Linked DNA regions of Homo sapiens: region 2 is linked to region 1. A link is an interaction called in ENCODE POLR2A ChIA-PET data of the cell type or tissue named here. Cell type or tissue: K562. All regions are shown on one strand. Links, peaks and the distances in the headings refer to the core of each region. The heading gives the core; the rest is flanking DNA.

The links. ChIA-PET counts read pairs that join two places held together with the same protein. Peaks named below come from ENCODE experiments on the same cell type or tissue, not always from the same donor. Only the 100,000 strongest peaks of a DNase experiment are listed, where the experiment ranks them.
Region 2: POLR2A ChIA-PET joins it to region 1 with 5 read pairs; 1 of 35 experiments calls an interaction of 5 or more read pairs at or near these places.

What each region holds. Positions count from the first base shown.
Region 1 is chr20:34,005,808-34,015,107 of GRCh38, forward strand. All of the region lies in intron 1 of RALY (RALY heterogeneous nuclear ribonucleoprotein), which reads left to right. Among named protein-coding and RNA genes, the nearest start is that of RALY-AS1, 16 kb to the left of the region's middle. RefSeq lists an enhancer at 4,527-5,204 and a silencer at 4,656-4,950. In K562, for the core only: no CTCF peak of the experiment used is centred there; a DNase peak (open chromatin) is centred at 5,694.
Region 2 is chr20:33,686,751-33,696,050 of GRCh38, forward strand. No RefSeq gene overlaps it. Among named protein-coding and RNA genes, the nearest start is that of E2F1, 5.0 kb to the left of the region's middle. In K562, for the core only: no CTCF peak of the experiment used is centred there; DNase peaks (open chromatin) are centred at 2,381 and 3,471.

The DNA of each region.
Region 1 (9,300 bases), core at 4,396-6,895:
GATACGTCTTTGCAGAACGTCATACAGTTGGAATCATACAGTATGTAGCCTTTTCAGATTTGCCTCTTTCACTTAGTAATATCCATTTAAGTTTCTTCCATGTCTTTTTATGTTTTGATAGCTCATTTCTGTTTAATGCTGAATAATATTTCATTGTCTGGATGTGCCACAGTTTATCCACCTATTGAAGGTGTCATTGGTTGCTTCCAAATTTTGTCAATTATGAATAAAGATGCTATAAACAAACAAAAGAAAGATATGCCGTGGTCACGCTGCTGATATGATAGATGGAGTTGGCTAGGATTGAAACCTAACCAATTCCTCTTTATTTTTAATATGGAAAATTTCAAACATACACAAAATCGAATAGGTTAATGAAATATGATTTACCCATCACTTGGCTTCAACAGTTAGCAATTCATTGTCAGTCTTGTTTCATTTATACCCCTACCTACTTTTCTTCATTTTGTGCTTTGAAGAAAATCTCAGCTATCATATTTTGTCCTTAAATATTTCACAGTGTGTCTCTAAAAGATGACTTCTAAAAACAATTATAATGCCATTACCATCTTTATAAAGTGTAACAGTTCCTCAGTAAAATCAAAATCCAGATGATCGTGTTCAAATGTTCGATTGTTTTGTAAATGTCACAACCTTATTTTGATAGTTTGATTCAGGATTCATATAAAGTCCACACATGGTTCTTAAGTCTTCAAGTCTCGTTTAATTTGTATGGTCCCTCCTACAGTCACATGCTGCATAGAGATGTTTCAGCCAGTGATGGGCCACAGATATGACAGTGGTCTAATATGATTGTAATACCATTTTTTTTTTACTGTACCCATTGTATATTTAGGTGCACAAATCCTTATCATTATGTTACAGTTGCCTACAGTATTCAACACAGTAACATGCTGTATAGGTTTGTAGCCTAGGAGCAACTATACAGCCTATGCTATATAGTCTAGGTGTGTAGTAGGCTATACCACCCAGGACTGTGTAAGTGCACACTGGTGTTTGCACAGGGATGAAATCGCCTAATGATGCATTTCTCAGAATGTATCCCCGTTGCTAAGTGATGCATGAGTGTAGTTATCCCCCCCATTATTTGTTGAAGAAGCTGGATGTTTTTTTCTATAGATTTTTCCATGTTCTGGATTTTGCTCATTGCATTCCTATGGTGTGTTTTCTGTGTCTCTTTGTCCTCTGTATTTTCTGTAAGTTGTTGGTTAAGGACAATTTCTCTTAACCCTCATGACAACCCTGCAAAAATAGGTATTGTTCTTATTTTGTAGGTAAGAAAACAGACTGAGAGAGGTCGGGTGGCTTGTCCAAGGCCCCGCCTGGATTTGAACACAGGCCTACTTGTCTGCAAAGCTTTTGTTCCTTCATCACTAAACCACTCTGTGAGCTTAGGCAAATCATTTTAAGTTCTCTGGGTCAGCCGGGCACACCTGTAATCCCAGCACTTTGGGAGGCCAAGGCAGGCGGATCACGAGGTCAAGAGATCAAGACCATCCTGGCCAACATGGTGAAAGTCCGTCTCTACTAAAAATACAAAAAATTAGCTGGGCATGGTGGCGGGCGCCTGTAGTCCCAGCTACTCAGGAGGCTGAGGCAGGAGAATCGCTTGAACCTGGGAGGCAGAGGTTGCAGTGAGCCAAGATCATGCCACTGCACTCCAGCCTTGGTGACGGAGCGAGACTCCATCTCAAAAAAAACAAAACAAAAGCCAGGTGCAGTGGCTCACGCCTATAATCCCAGCACTTCGGGAGGCCAAGGAGGGTGGATCACCTGAGGTCAGGAGTTCGAGACCAGCCTGACCAATATGGTGAAACCCCATCTCTACTAAAATACAAAAAATTAGCTGGGCGTGGTGGTGGGCGCCTATAATCTCAGCTACTTGGGAAGCTGAGGCAGGAGAATCACTTGAACCCAGGTGGCAGAGGTTGCAGTGAGCCAAGATCGCACCATTGCACTCCAGCCTGGGCAATAAGAGCGAAACTCCGTCTCAAAAAAAAAAAAAAAAAAAAAGTTCCCTGGGCCTTAGCTTCTTTGTGACCATTTGAGTGCCTACCATGTTATGGTGTGGTACTAGATGGTGTGGATAATACCCATATGAGTAAGACTGTCTTCAAGGAGCATATAGTCAATCAGGGACTGCAAGACCATATGCTATTTCAGACAAGGTCATTGTGGGACTATGGGATCCTTAATCTCCCTTAAGAGTTTCCTGCCTCCCTGTCATCCTGTCTTGCTGTTTTCTGTGCCATGCTATTCACTGTTGCCTGGTACCTTTTCCTACAAACCATTTTTGTTGTATTCTCCCTGCTGTAAGTCTAGTATGGAAGTTTTGGTAAATAAAAGTTCTTCCAGCAATAAACTTTTCTTTGGATTGAGTTACTATTTCAAGGGCAGCTACTCTTTTTTTTCTCTTGTGTTTGGCAAAGGTGTTATTGCTTTTATGGAGATGCTGAAGGAATCTGGGGAACATAGAATAATGATGGAATGAAGCATGGGGAATGCCATCCTGCATCAGGGGAGAACATATATTTAGCGTTGTACTGTTCACTCCCAACGGCATCTGACTGTAATGGGGGTAATTTTGCTCTTTTGCAAAGACAAGGAACTTTTAGTTGTGATGTTCAGGGAGCAGAATTTTAAAGGTATTCCATTTAGGGGAACCAAGCTGCTGAACTTTCATCCTCATTGGGAAGTCCTTGGGGCACTCTTAAATCCTTTCTGTTCCAGATCTGTTCAGTCTTATCCTCTAGATCAGAGGTCACATACTGGTAGCCCCTTGGGCTGTATCTGGCCTGTGTACATATTTTGTTTGGCCTGCAGTAGTGGTGTCATTGTTTTTTAAATTGAGACAGGGTCTTGCTCTGTTACCCAGGCTGGAGTGCAGTGGCACAATCATAGCTCACTGCAGCCTCAAACTCTTAGGCTTAAGCTATCCTCACGCCTCAGTCTCCTGAGTAGCTGGAATGACAGAGACATGCCACTACACCCAAGTGTTTTTTAAATTTTTTTGTAGAGATGAGTTATTACTTTGTTACCCAGGCTGGTCTCACACTCCTGGCTCAAGCAGTTCTGCTACCTTGGCCTCCGAAAGTGTTGGGATTATGTGTGAGCCATTGCACCTAGCCTCTATTTTTATTTTGAGTGGAATAAAAGCCTGGGGAGATTAGGACTGCCTTTCAGTGGAGATAGTATGTATGTGTGAGATGAGAGGTCCTGGCATGGGGCTATGAAGGTGACTGGTTTCTCATGAAAAAGGAGGAAGATTTTTGAGAAAGTAGCAGAGGCTAGAGCCTGACGCTGACCATGAGCAATTTTTCCATTTATAAGAGTGGGGGTAGGCCTGTCTTCTCCTTGAGTCCTCTACCAGGGATTTGTTTTGTTTTGTTTTGGTGTGTGTGTGGTTTTTTTTTGTTTTGTTTTGTTTTTGAGACGGAGTCTCGCTCTGTCACCCAAGCTGGAGTCAGTGGCATGATCTCAGCTCACTGCAACCTCTGCCTCCCGGGTTCAAGTAATTCTCCTGTCTCAGTCTCCCAACTAGCTGGGACTACAGGTGCGCGCCACCATGCCTGGCTAATTTTGTATTTTTAGTAGAGACAGAGTTTCACCAATTTGGCCAGGCTGATCTCGAACTCCTGACCTTGTGATCTGCCCGCTTCAGCCTCCCAAAGTGCCAGGATTATAGGTGTGAGCCACCACGCCCCAGCCTCTACCAGGGTTGTTATATTGTGACTCCTTGTACACTGGCTAGTCCATGCTTTAGAAGCTTGTAAACTGAAGCAAAGAGACATGGCTTGGATCTTTGGGCAACTCTTTGGAGCTTCGGCCAAATTTGGCAGAAGCTTTGAGTTTACAACTTCATGTTCTTCATTTCTCTACTTTTTTCCACATTCTGCTTCCTTATTGACTGGCTTCTTTAGACAGCATATTTGTTCTCAAGTTTGTCAAAGCCACACCATTTCCTGTTGTTTCTTTGATACTCAAGCCCAGTGTCAGTTGCCGTTTATCACCAGAGTATAGCACTTTTTTTGGGAAACACTTGGTCAATTCATTTTTGCTACCTGCTTGCCACCAAGGTCCAGCCCAGCTCTAGAAGGAACTCTAATATTGAAGAGACTTTACCTAGTTAAGGTGCTGGTGAATCCCCTGCGACTAAGTGAATTATCTTCATTTTACTGGGAACTTTTGGTGCCCTTATTGGCTGATAAATCTGTCTCGGCCTATCTTAGGACTTCATATGGACAGCAAACTAGTCAAGGCTCAGTGGATCATGTCCTTGTCAAGTTGGCATTTTTTGCAATCCCTATTATATATTTGTAAGGTAGAGTGGAAGTGAGTCTGATGTGTCATGAAGGAAACCATGGACATTAATTCAGAATCAAAACCGTTTTACTTATGAGTTGGTACCTGGTCTTTTTTTCTTCCAGTGGCACTCTGTTGCCCAAACTGGAATGCAGTGGCGTAATCTCAGCTCACTGCACCCTCTACCTCCCGGGCTCAGGTGGTTCTCCCACCTCAGTCTCCTGAGTAGCTGGGACTACAGGCACGCACCACCATGTCCTGTTGTTTTTATTTTTTTATTTTGTAGGGATAGGGTCTTGCTCTTTTACAAACTAGGCTGGGGTCTTGAACTCCTGGGCTCAAGCCATCCTCCCGCCTTGGCCTCCCAAAGTGCTGGGATTACAGGCCTGAGCCACTGCACCAGGCCTGAAAGTAGGCAAAAGAATCACCCAGAAAGTCACCTGCTGGTTCCCTTTGACTTCTTGTGATTACTGAAACATCATCCAGTATGTGGAGTACTGTGGTAATTTCCATGACAACTGATCCTGATTTTCCAGATAAAGAGAGGAAGCTAGTAAGTGTTAGGAACTCAAAAAGCGTAGTAAGCTAAGTTCTTGTGATGCTAAGTAGAATTTTTAGCTGAAAGGACCTTTCAGCAGCAACTGCCTGATTAAACCTCTTCCTCTTATAGGTCTGGAGAGGTTAAGCAACTTGCCTAAGGGATTGCTGTGTTTGTGGAATAAACTCTGGATCCTCAGCTTAGTATCTCTCTGTGCCTCCTATTCTGCATGACTTTTTTCATTATATCTCGGCTGAACTGTGAGCTCTATGAAGGCGGAAACCATGTCTGTCTTGTTGATGAGTGTTTTCCCAGAGCCTGGCATAGGATCTAAGTATTTTTTGAGTGAATGAATAAACTGGGTGGGGGGGGGGTTCTCAAACTGGAACACATGGCTGCATAGTAGATGATACATGAAATCACAGGATAAAACATACATCTTCCTGAAGTGTCAGTATACTTATTTTTTCAGAGTTGGATTAAATATTATAACTGGTAATTTAAAGTTTGCTTTTAACTTTAAATATTTTTATGGAATGAATGATAAATTAGCATGAATTCTTGAGATAAAGTGAGAAAGCATCAAATAAGTTACAGGATTATAGCAGGCCCTTTGACTTCTACCCCAGGGTGGGTCTGGCATCGCCAGACCTCTGACATTTTTAAGAGCAGCTAGAAATCTAATTTTTTTAAAAGTGAGATCTGATTTTGAATGTTGGCAGTTAACTCAGAGGTTTTTAAGTAAATTTTTACATATCAGACAAAAACATATCCTTGGGCCTAAACATCTGCTTGTGACCTATGAGATAAAATACAGGTCTGAGCAGTAACTAGACTTTGGATGGGGCCAAGATAGGTGGTGGTGTCAGGGATATCTCCTATTCTGAGTCTGGCTCCTTCAGATTTGAAACTAACCATAAGCAGGAGTGGAAAGAATAAAGCTAGAGACTTGATTAGAACAAATTCCCACATTAAACATCCTCTGTAGGAAACAGCTTCTATAACTCACAGGCTACCATATCCCTTCTCGTTGACTCCCCTTGTTTTGCAGATGAAACTAAGGTCCAGAGAAGAAACCAGAGCTTTCTTGTAGGACCCTTAAGAAGCAGCCATGGGGCCAGACACGGTGGTTCATGCCTGTAATCCCAGCACTTTGGGAGGCCAAGGCAGGCAGATCGCTTGAGGTCAGGAGTTCAAGACTAGCCTGGCCAACATGATGAAACCCCATCTCTACCAAAAATATAAAAATTAGCCGGGTGTAGTGGCGCACGCCTGTAGTCCCAGCTACTTGGGAGGCTTAGGCATGAGAATCGTTTGAACCCAGGAGGCGGAGGCTGCAGTAAGCCGAGCTTGCGCCACTGCACTTCAGCCTGGGCGACAGAGTGAGACCCTGTCTCAAAAAAAAAAAAAAAGAAAAAGAAAAGAAGCAGCTATGGGTCCTGGGCAGGCCCCGCTTCAAACTCCTGACCTTTGTTTGGTTTTCCTGCCTCACACACTCTTGGGCCATGGGGCAGTGGCTTCTGCCATAGCCTGAGGTGGTTGGGAGAGCTGGGCTAAGGCTTCTTGGTGCAGCCCTATCATCATGAGGTGGCGGAAGGTTGCCGTGGCAGGTGGTAATGTGCTGAGCCTCTTCTTGGTGCAAAGGGTCTATTTCTGTCACTAGCATCAGATTGACCTTATTTTATTTTTTTTGCCTAGAAAGATGTAGAAGACAGCTCAGCAAAAAGAAGCCTCAGGGCCGAGATAGATCTATCCCTCGTTGTGCCTTGCTTGCCTCTTCTCTTTCTCTTCTTTTTCCTTTCCTCCGCCTCCTTTCTTTTTGAGCCCTACTTACCCTTTCTTCTGCATCCTCCCCCACCCGCCATCCTTTGTTTTTTTCCTCACTGTTGCCCTTCTTGAGAAATTCTTGTAATGCTACTGCAGTGCGCAGAGCTTGGGATTGAACCTGTTTTCTGTGTTTTTAAAGGGGACTTGCAGTAAAAAGTAGGGCATCTAAAATAGGGAGACTAGACATCTTGAAACTGTCCCCTCTTCTTCTCCATTCCCACCCCAAGTCATAAAGGATAAAATCTAAACTCTGGCCTTGGCCGCAAGGCTCATGCAGTCTGGTGCCATATCACTTTGCTGCCTTTTGTCAGCAGCATAGTGCTTAATACCCACTGTTTCCCTGTGTTTCTGCCCAGTAGAAGGTTCCCTGGATGTGCCAGGCTGTATCATGACTTTGTTTTGACTACAGATAGTCCCTGGTTTACAGTTTGACTTACTGATTTTTTGACTTTATGTTGGTTACAAAAGTGATATGCATTCAGTAGAAACGGTACTTGGACTACTCATACAGCTAGTCTGTTTTCACTTTCAGTAAAGTATTCAATAAATTATGTGAGATATTCAACACTGTATTATAAAATAGGCTTTGTGTTAGTTGATTTTGCTCACCTGAAGGCTAGTGTTAATGTTCTGCGCATATTCAAGGTAGGCTAAACTAAACTAGGGTGTTTGGTAAGTTAGGTGTATTAAATGCATTTTCCCAGCCTGGGCAACATAGACTTCATCTCTTTTTTAAAACAAACAAACAAACAAAATAAAAAAAAAAACTAGCTCGCATAATGGGGCATTCCTGTAGTCTCAGCAGCTACTTGGGAGGCTGGGGTGGGAAGATCGCTTGAGCCTAGGAGGTTGAGGCTGTAGTAAGCCTTGATTGTGTTACTATACTCCAGCTTAGGCATCAGAACGAGACCTTGTCTCAAAAAAAAAAAAAAAAAAAAAAAGGCATTTCGACTTACAGTATTTTCAGCTTACAAGGGGCTTATTGGGATGTAACCCTGTTGTAAATTGAGCAGCATCTGTATTTCCCCTAAGTAGAAATCCCCTTATCTTCTTATCCCCTTTACCTGACAGACTCCTGTTTATCTTTCATATCAATTCCAATGCCACTTCCTCAGGGAAGCTTTCCCTGATCACTACAGAAGCAGAATTAATTTTGATCAAATAAAATACAGGATTTATAGCAGGCCCTTTGACTTCTAGGACTGCTGTAGTTGTACTCTAGTGCTGTGTCACACCCAAATCCTCTCTCATTCATTGGATCGAGACAGTATAGGCCAGGGGATAGTGTGCTACTTATCTCTATTTCCCTTGTGTCTCTGAAATAGGCTTGGCACAAATAGTACTTACAAAATGAATGATGGAAATGTGTATGCATTGATACTTATAGTATAGTTTGGTGTTGAGTGCTACAGATGAAATATGACAGTGCGCTTTAAAGAAGAGGCTTAATTTGGGGGTGACTAAAATAAAAAATTATTGACTTGAGGGTCTCTGTTTTGCAAGAATACATAATTAGCTTAAATAAGCAGCAAAAGGTTAGTTTTAATTATGTAGCTTCTGTTAATATTAAGTGTTTTTTGTCTGTTTTACCTCAATTTGAACAGATTAAGTTTGCGTGCATGCTGGACATGCCTCAGAACACATGAGTAGCCCGTACTAGATCTTGGGAACGTGGATCTTAGAGTCACTTTGGAATAAGTTCTTATATAAATACCCCCAGCCTTTTGAGAACGGGGCTTGTTAAAGGACGCGTATGTAGGGCCAGTACCTACTGGCAGTTGGATTCAGGGAAATGGGATTGACTTGGCCTTTGGTCCTTTGGTCATAATTTTAAAATATGGGAGTAGAAAACAACAAAGAATGGAATGGATGCTTAAAACAATGAAAGAGCATTTATCATTTGTCTCTTGAATGTAGAGTTTGTTTTTGATTTCATAATTCTGCGGGTAAACGTGACAGTTAAAGTGGTGGATTATGTATATGTATTATAATTTAGAAATTCCATTTTATAATTTTACTATTCCAAGGTGAAATAATGCATTTAAATTTGGGATTTGGGTGGAGTATTATGTTTAACTGGAGTTGTTGTCAAGTATGAATCCCTCAGGGAAAAAAAATTCTGTTTTAAAAAGCAGTCTGATTCTTAGCTCTTGAAACTATTGTTACTTAAATTTCCAATAATTAAAAATTAAAAATTTTAAAATTAGAATTGCCAATACTTTGACCTTTGAGAAGGGTTTCTTAGAAATACATTTAGTAATGTCCCCAAGACATTAGTCTTACATTTAAACTTTTTTCTTTAAAACATGGTATTGGTTGTTAACCTTTACACAGTTCTGAGTACTGTTAATATCTGGAAAGTATCTTGAGATATCAGTGGAAAGCTAAACAGTCTAAATTTAACATGAAATACTTCTTTATGATTCAGAAAATAAAATCAGATTTTTTCAAAGTCAAAAAAAGAAATGTGACAAAGTGCTCTGGAAATTTACTGGAATTCTTGAGAGAGAACTAACTGGAAGAAATCTTGGAAGCTTCTAGAAGCTGGTAGCATTTGAGCTTGTCCTTAAAGATTCAGGAGTTCAGTTGGCAGAGATGGTGGGAAGAACATT
Region 2 (9,300 bases), core at 2,293-4,792, 320 kb before region 1:
CACGTGACCCTCAACCTGTAGCCCCCAACAGCCTCAGCTTAGATTTCCAGAGACTGTCCCCTCTTCTTTTCAGGATCATCAGTTCCACAGCCCAGCCATCAGCCACCTCTTCCATCCTCAACTTGCCTCACCCATGACATTATCCTAATCCTGCACCCAGCCCTATCCCGCTCACCCAGAGCCCAAGCTGAAGAGCGGTGCCTGGAAATGGCGAGGGGGACGTCGGGCTTTCCTGCAAGTCCCATTTTAGCCAAAATCTCCAACAGCCAACGTATAGCATCTGCTTGAACTCATTCATTCCCTCACTCATTCAACAAACGTTTGGAGAGCTTGCTCTGTGCCCCATCCTCAATTCGTGGCCCTAAGGAGCTCACAGTCCAGTAGACAGGGGAACAGAAAGGTAACAGACGTTTACAATACGATGAAGTGGCGTCTGGGCGCGGTGGCTCACCACCGGAATCCCTGTAATCAGCTGGCGGGGTGGATCGCATGAGCCCAGGAGTTCGAGACCAGCCTGATCAACATGGTGAAGACCCATCTCTACAAAAAATACAAAAATTAGCCAGGCATGGTGGCGTGTGCCCGTAGTCCCAGCTACTTGGGAGGCTGAGGTGGGAGGATTGCTTGAGCCCGAGAAGTCGAGGCTGCAGTGAGCTATGATCATGCCACTGCACACCAGCCTGGGCGACAGAGCGAGATCCTGTCTCTAAAACAAAAAAAGAAAACACATCACTTCTAGGGAGCCCTCCCAAGGATTTACTCACTTCCTCTATTGCCCACTGCTGCCTCTGCTCCAATGCTGACCACACACACTCCTTTTCTCCATCTGCCTCCCCTGCCAATCTAGGAGCTCAGTAGCGACTCCTCCCAACACTGGTCTGGCCCAGAGCAGGCGCTGAGAAAGGTTATGAAAGAAACAGAGGCTAAGCCAGAGGCTGCCTAGACTGTGACAAGGAGACCACGGTTCTGCAAGGGTGGTCCTTAGGCCACTGGCTTCAGAACCACGTGGTCACTTGCTAATTTTGGGCCCACCCTGGCCCTGCCAATTTAAAATCTCTAGGTGCCCAAGAATCTGCATTTTAACAATGCCATGTCCCCTTTCCAGGTGATATTTGTTATTCTTTTTCTTTTTTTTTTTTTGACACTTAGGGAATTAGAAAAGCCAGTATCTTATTTTTTTTTTCCTATTTATTTTATATAGACGAGGTCTCACTATGTTGCCCAGGGTAGTCTCAAACCCCTGGGCTCAAGAGATCCTCCCGCCTCAGCCTCCAGCATAGCTGGTACTCCAGGTGACTGCCACCTCACCAAGCTTCCAGGTTATTTTTATGCATACTCACATTTGAAAGCAAACTGGTGTACCAGCATAATCAAAATGAGTGGTGCAGCCTCAAATCACAGCTCCTGAGGATGCTTCTCACCCTTAGTTTCAAATGGGCACACAGACCTTGCCCTGGCCCCTTCCAGGGTTGCCAGGAGAATGAAAAGCATAAGGAATTGGAAAGTGTTTTACAAACTATGAGGTGGTTTAGGAAATCAGGAGTTGTTTTCCCCTCCAATGAGTAGTTTCTGAAATTACTCATTGCAAATCCTAGAATGTATCATAGCTAGAAGGGACCACAGAGACCACATAAGCCTCTTGCTGTATGGATAGGAAAACTGAGGCCCTTTCAGGAGAAAGTAACTGTGAAGCCAACCAGTGACCAAATTGGGCCTACACTGCATTCCCAGCCCTGAGGTCTGCCTGTCCCCCTTCCCCATCCCCTCTCCATAAAGAAGCTGAGGGGTAGGTCCCATTCTAAACAACCAACGCAGGTGCTGGCAGAGAGCAAGAGAAACCAGCACATTCCCATTCCAGATGGAAAGAGTGTCCTTTCCCTGCACCTTCCCACAGGGTCCCAGTAACACTAACATTCATTTGTGTGAAGCCCTCTCAAACCCAAGTCATTCAACAAACACTTATTAAGCACCTATTATATACCAAGCACTGTGCTGGTTTAACTGTGGTGGCTGGCAAAGAGAGATGTCTATTATTATTGCTCCATTTTATGATGAGGAAATTTGAGGCCAAAAGGGCCTGAGTTTACCAAGTAGATGAAAAGGTTATTTTTCAGGCTTGGTGAGGCTGAGGTTGGGGGTTTTCCAAAGTCCTGCCCGCCCCAGAGTATTCAAGTACACATCCAGGTAGAAGTAGGCGCCCTCCGTCCCACAATCCTTCAGGTCCTGCTGAAGCAGAAAGGAGTGAAGACCAGCATTCCTAGCATGAAACTGAGGAAGAGATAAGGGCCTTCTGTACCTATTAATACCTACTTGAAAGCAGAAAAGCCTGATAGATGAGGCCCCTTGGCCCTAAGCCTGGCAGCTCCTGATAAGGCTGTTCTCAATGTCAACAGTTTTCAAAAAACAGTTTCCAAAAAATCCACAGTCACTGGGCAGCCACTTCCATTGATGATCTCCTTTCAACCCCATAATCCCGTAAGTAAGCTTGTTTATCCACATGGTGCAGGAAGGAAGAGGCTCAGAGAGGGGCATTCATAGCTCAAGGTCACACAGCAGAACTGAGATGAGAACTTCACTTGTCCCACTGCAAAACCCAGGACCTGCCCTTGCCACCCTCTGTAAATACCCCAAAAGCCAGGCTCAGGGCTGTCAAGATTATAAAGTGTAGTTTCTAAAGGGTATTATGGTGGATAGTGGCTTGGTTCATAGGTGCTTATTTCCATCACCACCTTCACCAACCAAACTAGAGGAGTTCGAGGGGATGCAATCTGTTGGGCCCACAATCCTGTGCCTGGAGACCTCTTTCCCTTGGTTCTTTCCAAGAAGCAGAGTGGTGTAGAGGTGATAGCATGGGCTTCTAAATCAGGTGGGTGTAATCAGAAATCTTGGTCAACATGACCTTGGACAAGTCAATTCACTTCATTCAATCCACAGATATTTACTGAGCACCTATTATGTGTCAGACATTGTGCTAGGTGCTGGGGACACAGTTATAAGTAAAACAGACCCCTGGAACTCACAGTCCAGTGGGAAAGTTAGGAATTATTTCTCTGTCACTGCACAGTATGCTTGTTAAGAAGTTTGACAAGTGACACAAATAATTTAAACCTATTTATTCCACAAACAGCACCTCCCCTAAGCATACATTCTTAGCTTACAAAAAAACAAAAATTCACCAAACATGAATATCCAGTCATGATAAGGAATGCATAATTGGGAGAAAAGATTCTGTGATGACTTAATTTTATGAAGGGCACAGAGATGTCCATTGTTGAGTTGTGGCAGAGGGAGGTGGGGAGTTTTGCATCTGCAACAATCCCTCAATGCTACCCTGACTGACAGTTTACTGTCCCTGGAGATATTCTGTCACTGTGCCAGTTCTGGCTATATCTGAACAGACCTCTTGCCCATCCAAAAGGCAGTCTAACATAGAAACAAGCCTTTGGAGTCGGGTGGCCCCCAACCCTGTGGCTTCCCGCCTCTGTGATCTTGGGGAAGTGATTCACCCTCTTGAAGAGCTTTGCTTGCCTCATCTGCAGAACAACAGATAACAGCTTCTTTACACGATGCGTGTCAAAGTTTAAGAAAACAAAACAAGCAGAGTTTGCAAACTGGCCCCCAGATATAACTCAATTTGCCCATAGAAGATTTTTCTTGAATTATGAATTTGTTTTAAGATTTGAGGAAATTGGAAAATACCATATAAAAATTAACATGTCTGGCTTTTCTTTCTCTTTTCTTTTTTTTTTTTGAGACGGAGTTTCACTATTGTTGCCCAGGCTGGAGTGCAGTGGTGTGATCTCGGCTCACCACAACCTCCGCCTCCCGGGTTCAAGTGATTCTCCTGCCTCAGCCTCCCCAGTAGCTGGGATTACAGGCGCCTGCCACCAAGCCCGGCTAATTTTGTATCTTTAGTAAAGACGGGGTTTCTCCATGTTGGTCAGGCTGTTCTCGAACTCCTGACCTCAGGTGATCCGCCCGCCTCGGGTTCCCAAAGTGCTGGGATTATAAGCGTAAGCCACCGTGCCTGGCCTCTTTTTTTTTTTCTTTTGAAATGGGAGTCTCCCTGTCACCCAGGCTGAAGTGCCGTGGCGTGATCTCAGCTCACTGCAACCTCCGTCTCCCAGGTTCTGGCAATTCTCCTGCTTCAGCCTCCCAAGTAGCTGGGATTACAGGTGTGTGCCACCATACCAGGCTAATTTTTGTATTTTTAGTAGAGACGGGGTTTCACCATGTTGGCCAGGCTGGTCTGGAACTCCTGACCTCAGATGATCCACCCGCCTCGGCCTCCCAAAGTGCTGGGATTACAGGCGTGAGCCACCACGCTTGGCCTCTGGCTTTCTTTTCAAACAGCAGTATCTGGCTATACTGGCCAGGCCATCACGGTGCTAAACAGTTGTTGTCCCCCAGCTAGCGAGGGCCTTACCCTCCAGGCCACCAGAGTCCTTCCCTGGCATGCCTCACTCAGTTCTTGCCCTGCCATTCCAGGGATGAACAGCCACCCCTCATGTACAGTGCCTGGCACAGAGTGAGCACCCAAAAAATGTGAGCTGCTGTTAGTCTTATTACCGCCAAGGAACTGACTGGTACCAGCACAGCTTCTCTGCCTTGCAAGTAACCAAAGATAACATATGGACAGGCCGGGTGTCGTGGCCCATGCCTGTAATTCCAGCACTTTGGGAGGCCGAGGCAGGTGGATCATCTGAGGTCAGGAGTTCGAGACCAGCCTGGCCAACATGGTGAAACCCCGTCTCTACTAAAAATACAAAAATTAGCTGGGCGTGGTGGTGGGCACCTGTAATCCCAGCTACACAGGTGGCTGAGGCAGGAGAATTGCTGGAACCTGGGAGGCAGAGGTTGCAGTGAGCCAAGACTACACCATTGCATTCCAGTCTGGGCAACAAGAGTGAAACTCCATCTAAAAACAAACAAACAAACAACAACAACAACAAAAACATGGACATAGAAGAGAGGGAAAAGTGGATATTCGTGGCTGGGTGCGGTGGCTCACGCCTGTAATTCCAGCACTTTGGGAAGCCGAGGTGGGTGGATCACCTGAGGTCAGGAGTTCGAGAGCAGCCTGACCAACATGGTGAAACCCCATCTCTATTAAAAATACAAAAATTAGCTGGGTGTGGTGGCAGGCGACTGTAATCCCAGCAACTTGGGAGGCTGAGGCAGGAGAATCACTTGAACCGGGGAGGTGGAGGTTGTAGTGAGCCAAGATCAAGCCATTGCACTCCAGCCTGGGTGACAGAGTGAGACTCCATCTCAAAAAAAAAAAAAAAAAGGCAGATATTTGTAATCAAACAGCAGACAGGGGGTTTGGTGCCAGCCAGCAGCCTGGCTGTGTGGCCTTGGCCAAGTCCTTCACCATCAGTTGGCCCATATGTTCCGTGGGTTCAGGCCAGAGGGTCTGAGGTCCAAGGTAACTGCATAGGTCTCAGTCGATTCTCAAGTCTCCCCCCAGCCCTGGTCACTCTCTGAGTGCACGCTCTGGGGACCTCCCTTCTCTCCAAGCCTCACCCATGGCAACTTCCTTTCTCTGCGTCACCCAAGCCTCTCAGGAGGGGTCATGCTTTTCCAAGGAGTGGGGCGAAACCGGACATATGACTATGCCTCCTCTGACCAGGGCCACAGCGAAGGTGGGAGTAGGAGGCCTTTACAGTTGAGGGGCTCAGTTTTTTCATCTGTAAAATAGTGATGATAATAATCATAGTGTTTACCTGATGGAGTTGTTAGGACATTGAGTTATTAACATGCCTGGCACATAGGGAGAGCTCAATGAATGTCAGCTGTTGTGAAGAGTGCAGAATGACTCCCTGAAGTGGCTTGCCTACACTCCCCTCTCAATTTTTCCTCTGAAGAAATGCTTCTTGCTGGGCGCAATGGCTCACGCCTGTAATCCCAGCACTTTGGGAGGCCAAGGCGGGTGGATCACCTGAGGTCAGGAGTTCGAGACTAGCCTGGCCAACATGGCGAAACCCCATCTCTACTAAAAGTACAAAAATTAGCCGGGCGTGGTGGCAGACGCCTGTAATCCCAGCTACTCAGGAGGCTGAGGCAGGAGAATCGCTTGAGCCTGGGAGGAGGAGGTTGCAGTGAGCCAAGATCACGCCAATTGCACTCCAGTCTGGGCGACAGAGCAAAATTCTGTCTCATAAAAAAACAAAACAATAAAAAAATTAGCTGGTTGTGGTGGCACACACCTGTAATCCCAGCTACTTGGGAGGCTGAAGCAGGAGAGTTGCTTGAACCCAGCAAGTGGAGATGGCAGTGAGCTGAGATCGCGCCACTGCACTCCAGCCTAGGTGACAGAATGAGACTCTGTCTCAAAAAAAAAAAAAAAAACAGAAAAAAACGAAAAACTTGTTAGGCTGCAGAATAGCAGAATTTTCATGAAGCAATTCCTGCACTGCCTCCCACATTCTATTAGCCACAAGGAGGAAAAAAAAAAAACTATGTTTGGAGGGCAACGAAGCGTGTAAAATGAAATAATACCATATTCCATTGATTCTGACACCTTTTCTTTCATATTTTAACCTCTCTGAAATTGAGGTGCATCCTAGGATCAGTGGAATATCCATTTGTAGTCAGTAACTATTTTTCTTAGGGGCTCAAAACGGCATATCTCATATTGGATGGCATCTTAGAAGTGACAAGCTGTGGTGTACAAAAAGTGCCAGGCTCAGGGCCCGCCACGTCACAGGCCCTCAGGTTGTCCTCATGACCTTCAGCATCCCCAGCACATTCGAGGCTGGTCATGGTGGAGTGATCAGCTTTTCTTTCTTTTTGTCATTTTCTCACTGACACCTGCTGACCTGCATTTGGTCCCCGGCTTGACAGGCACATGGCAAATGCAGTCAGGGAGGCATATGGGGAGGGCTCAGGATGGGAAGAGAAAGACTTTTTATAATATATTAAGATATTCAAAGAGGAGGAGCCAGAGATTCTTTTTTTAAAAAACAAACAAACAAACAAAAAAATCCCCGCTGGAAGCCAGAGTTATATATATGCCACACAGGCCAGGAAACCCAGCAGGCCTCCTGGAGCTGGCAGCAAACCGAAACAGGGGTATTGTGTCCAGGCCACTGGCTGGCTGAGGGACATTGTTAGGGCCTTGCCCTGTCTGGGAAAAGGGGGGTGGCGGGGCAGGGGGAGTGTGTTCCCATGACTCCCTGGGGAGTAACAACAATTGGGCCAGCTGGGAAGCCGGGGATGCCAGGGGCCCAGTGGGCAGGAGGTAGGCCCCCGAGGGGCCATGGAGGGCACTGCGGAGGCTGAGGAGGTGGGGTGCGGGGGAAGGAAGGTCAGGGTCTGTTTCTTAGCTGGGAGGCAAGGCCTAGGAGGGGAAACATGGGCGTCCTTCACTACACCCCTCCCTCACCCCCTCCAAAGCCCTGGGCCACTGTGTCTCTCTCGAAAGTGCACCCCAGATGTGCCCACTCTTCTCTACCTCTGTCGTCACCCACCCTGGTCTCCCTGCAGGACCACCACGTGGCTTCCTCACTGGGATGTATGCCACCGGCCTGGCTCCTACACTCTGTTCTATACATGAACTAGAAGGATCTTCCCCCAACATAACCCACATCACGTCACTCTCGTCTATACCTGCCACAGGCTGCCCGCCACACTTAGAAAAAAAGCCAGACCCCTTGCCCTGGCCCATGAAGCCTGCCTGGTGGATCCAGCTGGCCTCCGGCTTCATCTCCAGTGAGCCCCACCCCTGCACTCAGTCAGCCAGGCTGGCCCCTTCCCAGCCTTGGAATGCCTTGGCCTGCTCCCTCCTCAAAGCCTGTGCACTTGCAGAACTCTTGATTGGAACGCTCTTCCTCCAGGCTTGCAGAGCTCCCCCCTTGGTATTCAGGGCTCAGAGCAAACATCACCTCCTCAGAGAGGCCTTCCCCGGAAAACAGCCTCCCATTCTCTCCTCCCAAGCCCCCTCTATCACACTGCCCTGTATGACTTCATGGCACCCCCCACCCTCCAAAGTTCTGGAATGTGGTCATCATTGGTCAGTCTTCCCTCCTTAGGCTATGAGCCCCACGTGGGAACTGCTTTCTTTTGTCACTGAATCCTGGCCTCCACCACCACCTGGCACTTTCTAAGAACTCAGCCAACATTAGCTAGTATTTGTATGATTCCTGTGCTCAGGGCTTGGTAAACCATGCCAGCTGCGGCTGGGCACGGTGGCTCATGTCTGTAATCCCAGCACTTTGGGAGGCCAAGGCGGGTGGATCACTTGAGGCCGGCAGTTCAAGACCAGTCTGGCCGACATGGTGAAAACCCGTCTGTACTACAAATACAAAAATTAGCTGGGCGTGGTGGCACTTGCCTGTAATCCCAGCTACACAGGAGGCTGAGGCAGGAGGATCACTTGAATGCGGGAGACAAAGTTTGCACTGAGCTGAGATCACACCACAGCACTCCAGCCTGGGAAAGAGAATGAGACCCCTTCTCAAAAAAAAAAAAAAAAAAAAACAACCCAAAAAAAGGCACAATGCCCGCTGCTATGTGGTCAGGTGGGGAAGGCTACTCTTTTTTTTTTTTTTGAGACAGAGTTTCACTCTTGTTGCCCAGGCTGGAGTGCAGTGGTGCGATCTCAGCTCACTGCAACCTCCGCCTACCAGGTTCAAACATTCTCCTGCCTCAGCCTCCCTGGTAGCTGCGATTACAGGCATGTGCCACCACACCCGGCTAATTTTGTATTTTTAGTAGAGACGGGGTTTCTCCATGTTGGTCAGGCTGATCTCAAACTCCTGACCTCAGGTGATCCGCCTGCCTCGGCCTCCCAAAGTGCTGGGATTACAGGCGTGAGCCACCGTGCCTGGCCGGGGAAGGCTACTCTTGAGCAGGGAGTCAGAATCTGGGACCCATGGACCCCAAGTTCCATGAACTTAGACAGAAAAAAAATTACATTTTTATTTTCACTAGACTCTAACTGAAATGGAACATTTCGTTCCATTTTGAATGTAGGCAACAAACCAGACGACTGTTGGCAGCACGTGGGACTTTGTCCCCAATAGAAATCACAGCTGTTTCCATCTCCCCTCCCAGTGCTGTGGGTACCCTGGGATATGCTCATGCCTATCCTACCTCTGAAATCATGGCCATTTTGAACCTGATGCTAGATCTTTTTATTTTATTTATTTATTTATTTTGAGACGAAGTCTCGCTCTTGTCCCCAGGCTGGGGTGCAATTTCGCGATCTTGACTCACTGCAACCTCCACCTCCCAGATTCAAGCAATTATCCTGCCTCAGCCTCCCGAGTAGCTGAGACTACAGGCATGTGCCACCAC